Regions from separate parts of the Homo sapiens genome. Here region 2 is linked to region 1. The links are chromatin contacts, found by Hi-C or POLR2A ChIA-PET in ENCODE. All regions are on one chromosome and are shown on one strand. Each heading gives the region's core, a stretch centred on a gene start or an enhancer-like site at or near the end of the contact. The rest is flanking DNA. Distances are from core to core; before and after follow the strand shown. Region 1 holds the start of CYTH4 (cytohesin 4). Region 2 holds the start of IL2RB (interleukin 2 receptor subunit beta).

Evidence for each region. A loop is a pair of places that touch in the nucleus more often than their neighbours do. ChIA-PET counts read pairs that join two places held with the same protein, here RNA polymerase II (POLR2A). Pooled maps may share reads with other maps.
Region 2: a pooled map shows a loop between it and region 1 (2.9-fold over the local background). The contact joins the promoter of IL2RB here to the promoter of CYTH4 in region 1. A Hi-C loop is called at or near these places in 1 of 37 single-sample maps with no recorded cell type and 4 of 50 pooled maps. POLR2A ChIA-PET finds 5 or more read pairs at or near these places in 4 of 52 experiments (A673, activated CD4-positive, alpha-beta T cell, activated naive CD4-positive, alpha-beta T cell and 1 more).

The regions. Positions count from the first base shown.
Region 1 is chr22:37,281,033-37,284,288 of GRCh38, reverse strand. It overlaps CYTH4 (cytohesin 4), which reads right to left and starts at 1,781. Exons shown (of 13, transcript NM_013385.5): 1 at 1,701-1,781. The coding sequence starts at 1,719. RefSeq lists enhancers at 377-426, 1,973-2,022.
Region 2 is chr22:37,148,111-37,151,366 of GRCh38, reverse strand. It overlaps IL2RB (interleukin 2 receptor subunit beta), which reads left to right and starts at 1,451. Exons shown (of 10, transcript NM_000878.5): 1 at 1,451-1,542. RefSeq lists enhancers at 1,081-1,192, 1,275-1,306, 1,389-1,411, 3,115-3,164 and a promoter at 586-1,541.

The DNA.
Region 1 (3,256 bases), core at 532-3,031:
TCACTGCTGTCCCCAGCACTGCATAGCACACTGGAAGGTCGTTTGTAGAGTGAATGAATGAAAAGACCAACTACTCGATGGAGAACCCATTGACCCCATTTAATCCATTTCCTCCCTAGTACCGGCTGAAGCAAAGCAGAGACTCCCCTCCCCTGCCCTCTCCATAGCCCCGGCCAACCTGGGGCTCTCTCCCGCAGGTTCTCGTCCCTGCTCTGCTGCTGACTGGCCGTGTGACCTCAAGCAAGTCAGTCCCCGTCTCTAGTTCACCTCTGGGAGCCTCAGTTTCCTTATCTGCAACATGGAGACAGCCATCCCTGTAACCTCAGTATGTTAGGACCCGAAAGGACAAAGCGCCCTGCTGGACACACAGGCAGGGGGGTTGCATCTCGGTGGGTGCCCTCCCCCCCTCATCCCACCCTCATGTCTGCTGAGAGGCCTGAGCCAGGTGCTGCCCTTCGCTGGGTCTCCCTGTGCCAACCAGGTGCCCCCAAGCTGTGCTCACTGAGCTGTGATTTTGGGAGCCCCCAAAGCCCATGGGAGAGGCAGGGGTCAGAGTGAGCCCTGGATAGGGATTCAGGGAACAGGATTTGGTCCTGCTCCTGCCTTAGAGAGGCTGTTTTCCTCCCTTGGCCTCTTTTCTCCCTTCTGCCACTGGGGGGGCTGTTGAAATGGATCAGTGGTTCTCTGGGTTCCCTGGGGCCCGAGGCTTCCATCTGGGGGTGGGGAGGAAGGGGGATGCCCAGTGGGCGGGGCCAGGCTGCTCCACATTAGGTGCGTTTGAAGCAAGGGTGCTCCTGGACAAGGCTGAGGTCATCTGGACCTGGGGAGCAGACAGCTCCCACGAGCCCTTAGGTTCTGGAATTCCAGCAGCCGTGTTCACCAGAACTGTTGCAGCTCTGGAGCATGCTGACATCCAGGGTGCAGAAACTTGGCCCCTCTACCGGGCCTTCAATTTGCCTCCCAAAACACGACCCTGATGTTCTTTTCCTCACCATCTTTGCAGCCTCCTTTCTCCTCTTTCTCCCCAGACACATTGTCTTAGTAGCTGGGGAGGGTTTCAACCAGAGCCTCTGTTGCTCACTCCTGGCCCTCCCCTGGCTCTAGGCAGCGTCCTCAGCCTCCCCAAAGACCACCCCAACCCCCGGGGGCCAAAAAGGGGCCTCAAGGCCCTTGTATCACCCAGACAAGCATCGCCATCACCAACATCCCATCATCATCTTAATCGCAAGTCACTTTTCTGAGTCCACCTCTGAGCCTTTGGACTGGCTGTTCCTTCTGGCTGGAATGTTTGTTCCTTAGAAAGCCCCTTAGCTGACATCTTCCTCAGGTCCCTCATCAGACAGCATCTCCTCTTGGGGCCTTTTCCACCATGCATTCCTGTCTTCCTTACCCTGCTTTACTGTTCTTCATCCTACCTGCCATCAACTGACATATGGAATCACATTAGAGTCACTGCCGGTCTCCTCATCTAGAGCACAAGCCTATGAAGGGGGAAACAGCGTCTGCTTTGCTACTGCTGTGTGTCCAGCCCCTAGAACGCAACTGGACACACAGGCTGAGCCCACAAATGTTTGCTTCTTGCAGCTGCATTTCCCACCTGCGCTGTATTCCTTTATCTAGGACCCTGTGAGGCAGGGGCTGCTGTCCCATTCTAAAAGAGAGCACCCTGAGGCCCAGAGAGGTTGACGGCAGTTGCTTACCTGGGTGGCACAGGTCCATTCCGACGCCTCTGGGGAAAAGATGACCCGTGCTCCTGTCGCTTGCCGACCCAGCTGCTGTTCGGGCTGGCCCGGCAAGGATGCGTCACCTTGACTGTAACAGGCTCCTTCCTGCTTGCCCCGCCCAGCCCTGTGTGGGGAGGAAGTCAGTCCTGGCCCACGGGGGTCTCGTGTGCAGGCTTTTGACAAAACAGCACTTCCTAAAAACTGGCAGAGTTTTGAGCAGCAGGGACTTTTGCCAGGGAGGGACAGAGGTGGAAACAAACAAACAAACAAACAAACAAACAGATGAAGTGAGGGGAGGGCCAGATAAAAAAGAGAAAGACAGTGAGACAGAAAGAAACACACAGACACATATGCACATACACACGTACACATGCACAGACACCGAGGGCGATGTTCACTGAGGACGAACATTTTCCAGGGGACCATGGGCATTCACGTGGCAGCCTCCTCACATATATGCCATAGGAGCGCCCAACTTGGACAGTCCTAGCAGGGCCCCCTGTGTTCCACCCCACAAGCTCTCTTCCAACTCCCACTTGAGAAGAGACAAATGAATTCACTGCTAGGAAGGGCTTTGCTTCCCTTCAAAGAAATATCTGGCTTTTTCTTGTCTAGTGAACAATCGGGTAATATGTTCCACTTTCCTTCTCCCCCAGGCTGCTGGGAAACTCATCGTCAAATCCAAAGCTCATCGACAGCTATTCTATGATGTCATGTGAACTTTGGGGCCTGACTCAGCTGTTTGACTCTCAGCTAGGGCTAGTCAGCCTCGCTTTGCTTATCTCTGAAAGGGGAATAACACTAACTCGGGGATATGGAAACCATGGAGTGAGAGGATGTGTCGGAGATGCTTGGGACATAGTAGGTGCTCAATAAACACTTTCTCCTTTGATTTTAATTATCTTCTTTGGTTAAAATGTATCATGTTATTCCTTGTGCCTTTTCTGGCAGGTTGGTTCAAATCCTTTCTGCAAAAAGCTTTGCTGTAAAGAAACAGGTATAAATTAAATGTGAATTCCCTATAACTTCAGGACACATGCAGAGTTATTCATCTGTTTCCCCATTACTCTCCAGGCCCCATGAGGGCAAGGTTACCTTTTGTGTTCTGGTGTGTGGTAAAATGCTGGGGACATAGAGGGTGTGCAAGTGTGGAATGAATGAACAAATGAATGAATGAATGAATGAATGAAGGGAACATGGAAGAGATCACGGCCGATGTGAAAGCTAGCTACAAGTTCACCTCCTTTTCACTATGCCGCCGCTTCTGCTGTCAAGGGGCGAAGTCCATTTCTCCTTCCTTGGAAGCTGAGCTGGCCTTGGGCATCTCTTTGACCAATAGCACGTGGCAGAAATGATGTGCCGTGATGTTCGAGGCTGAGCTTTAAAAGGCCTTGCAGCTCCTGCTCTTGCTCTCAGCCCCCTGCCTGGCTACCATGAGAACAAGCCTGGGCTAGCCTGTTGGAAGACGGAGGACCACAAGGAGATAGGCTGGGCTGTCTTGGCTGTCCCCTGGTTGCTGCCTCATCAGTGAG
Region 2 (3,256 bases), core at 202-2,701, 130 kb after region 1:
AAAGAAAACATATAAGTTTATGAAAAGGTGCTCAACATCATTGATCATCAGAGAAATGCATGTCAAAACTACAATGAGATATTATCTCACCTCAGTTAAAATGACTTTTATCCAAAAGGCAGGCAATAATGAATGCTGGTGAGGGTGGGGAGAAAAGGGAACTCTCGTACACTGTTGGTGGGAATGTAAATTAGTACAACCACTATAAAGAACAGTTTGAAGAGTCCTCAAAACACTAAAAATAGAACTACTATATGATCCAGCAATCCCACTGCTGAGTATATACCCAGAAGAAAGGAAATCAGTATATGGAAGAGACATCTGCATTCCCACATTTGTTGCAGCACTGTTCACAATACCCAGGATTTGGAAGCAACCTAAGTGCCCATCAACAGATGAATGAATAAAGAAAATGTGGTACATATATGCAATGGAGTACTATTCAGCCATGAAAAAGAATGAGATCCTGTCTTTGCAACCACATGTTTGAAACTGGAGGTCATTATGTTAAGTGAAACAGGCCAGGCACAAAAAGACAAAGCTCACATGTTCTCACTTATTTGTGGGAGCTAAAAATTAAAACAATTGAATTCATGGAAATGGGAAGGGCAGTGATGGAGATGGGAAGGGCAGTGGGGGTTGGAGGGGTGGGGATTGTTGTTGGGTACGAAAACAGAATTAGATCGAATGAATAAGATCTAGTATTTGATAGCATAACAGGGTGACTTTAGTCAACAATAATTTATTGTACATTTAAAAATAACTAAAAGAGTATACTTGGATTTTAACACAAAGAAAGGATAAATACTTGAGGTGATGGATACCCCATTTACCCTGATGTGATTATTATACATTGTATGCCTGTATCAAAATAGCTCATGTGCCTCATGAATATAGACACCTACCACATGCCCACAAAATTAAAAACTAAAAAAAACAGTCATCTCTGAATGCTAAACGGAGTAAGGGGCTTCCTGGAAGGCTGGGTGAAATGGGAGTCTCGGAAAGATGGTGTGTTGCAGGCTGGGAGGAGGGTGAGACGCTGGGGTCACCTAGAGGGACCTGCTTGTGTGAAGCCTACGTATTAGTGGGTATGTGTGTGACCGGATGGAGGCGTCAGAGGTGTTGGGTAGCCTGTGTGAGTTGGCGTGGGGGTGATGTAGGAGGGGAGAGAGGGAGGGCCTGCGTTCCCTTGGCTCCTGTGTGCAGCTAGGCCCCTATTTGACAATGTGTGTCTGTGTGTGTGTGTGTGTGTGTGTGTGTGTGTGTGTGTGTGTGTGCCGCCCCCAGCGTAGGAGGCAGATCTTTATCTGGCCCTGGGTGCTTGAGGAGTTTCAGGCTTTCTCATAAGCCTCGTCTCCCCGCCTCTCCACCCCAGGCCTTGCCCCTCTATCCTCTGCACAGGAAGTGGGCTGGCTCTGGGCTTTTAGTCTTTGCGGCCCCAGCAGCCAGAGCTCAGCAGGGCCCTGGAGAGATGGCCACGGTCCCAGCACCGGGGAGGACTGGAGAGCGCGCGCTGCCACCGCCCCATGTCTCAGCCAGGTGATGTCCCCCTGCCTCCCTCCCGGCCCCTGTGGACCAGCCAGAGGGCTGGGAGTGAAAGTCACAGAGAAGACTTTCAGCTCTGACTCAGTTCCCCCAGCAGTTTCTGCCTGAACTCCCATCCCCCAACTTTGTCTTAGAATTCCCCTAGGGAGGGGTTGGGCCCAGCTCTCATGGCTCCTGGCTGGAGGAAAAAGCGGTCCCCAGTCCCAGGTCAGCTCTCCTTCCCAACCCATTCAGGGGAGGCTAGGGACTGCTGTGGGATGAGGGGCTTCCCTGGGCTCTGTGTGCTGGGCCCCCAACCCGGAGAGGTGGAGAAGGGATGGGTGGATAGCCTGGGTGCCCGGAGAGGGTACGGGATATGGGGTGGGACAGGCGGGAGCCCCCTCCTGACCTCTGTGGAGTGGGGCCCATATACCGGGGGAGGCAGCCCTGTGTTGCGTGCTCATCAGGAGGCTTGTGGAGTAAGTGGGGACAGAAGGGTCCCCTTGGAGAGCCATCTATGAAGTGAAGTTGCTGCGAGGCCTCTGGGAGCCCCAGGCTGGAGGCAGAGCCCTGGGTTTGAGTCTGGGTTTGTCCCTCCCTTGGCTGCATGACTGGACAGGTCAGAAGCATCTCCGGACATTGGGGATGGGACCCTATCTTTGGGGCTGCCTGGAGCTCATGCTCTCTCCTCTCCTGGGGGCCGAAGCCTCCCACTCTTAACTGTGTTTGTAGCACCTCGGGGGAGGGAGGTGGAGTGAGGAGCTGAGCTATCCCCAAGGGTCCCCTTCCTTCCCCCACAGCCAGGGTCCCGCACCCAGCTGGAGAAGCCCCTGAAGTTAAATAGCAAGAGACAAGCACTGTGTATGGGAGCAGGGGGGTGGCAGGTGGAGGTGGCCAGAGAGGACGAGGGGACATAGGCCCCATTGAGTTCAGAGGTCAAGTTGGATGAACCATGGGCTCCCGAGCTCCTGCTTTACCACCCTGCCCCAGCCACCATATACCCCTGATGGCAGCAGGGGCCCCGAACTGCACCTGACCAGGTTCAAATCCCAGCTCTATGCCCTTCTCGCCTGGGTGAGAGGTTGACCCGTTTCTTAGTCTCCTCATTTGGCAAAAAGGAGGCATACTAGAGCCTCCTCATGGGGCTGTAGGGAGGGCTAAAAGCTGAACTACCCCCGAGCGCTCAGGGCAGGCAGTGTAGGCAGAGAGAGAGCAGGCACCAGTCCCTGTCCCCAGCAGCATCTCTCTGAAAATCAGATGGCTGGGGTCAGCCGCTCCGGGCTTCAGTTCTGGCATGGATCAAATGGGGCAGCAAGACCCACCTTGCAGGGCTGTGGTGGGGACGTAGGCATCCGTGGGTGTGACCAGTTTCAGAGTCATGAACGACAGGGCACGTGTGGGTGTGCCTGAGGACCCAGGAGGGGGTGCTCAAACTCGAGGTCCTGGGCTCCACTTGCTGTCACCCGAGGCTGGGCTTCTCCTCACCGTGCAACCTTAAGTGGGTTCCTTGGCCTCCCTGAGGCACAGCTTCCCCATTGCAGAATGAGGGTGCAGCCTCAGTGACTGCCAGGCGCTCCCTCAGCTCTGTGCCCCTCTGGCACCCCCACACCATCCTCCCGTGGACTCTGCCCTCTCCGAGCATCGCTGCACCTCTGAGCTCCAGGCGGCGGGAAGCAGACTCCAGATGGCGCTTTCTCCTCCTGCCCGGCTGCCTCTAGGCTGGGCCTGT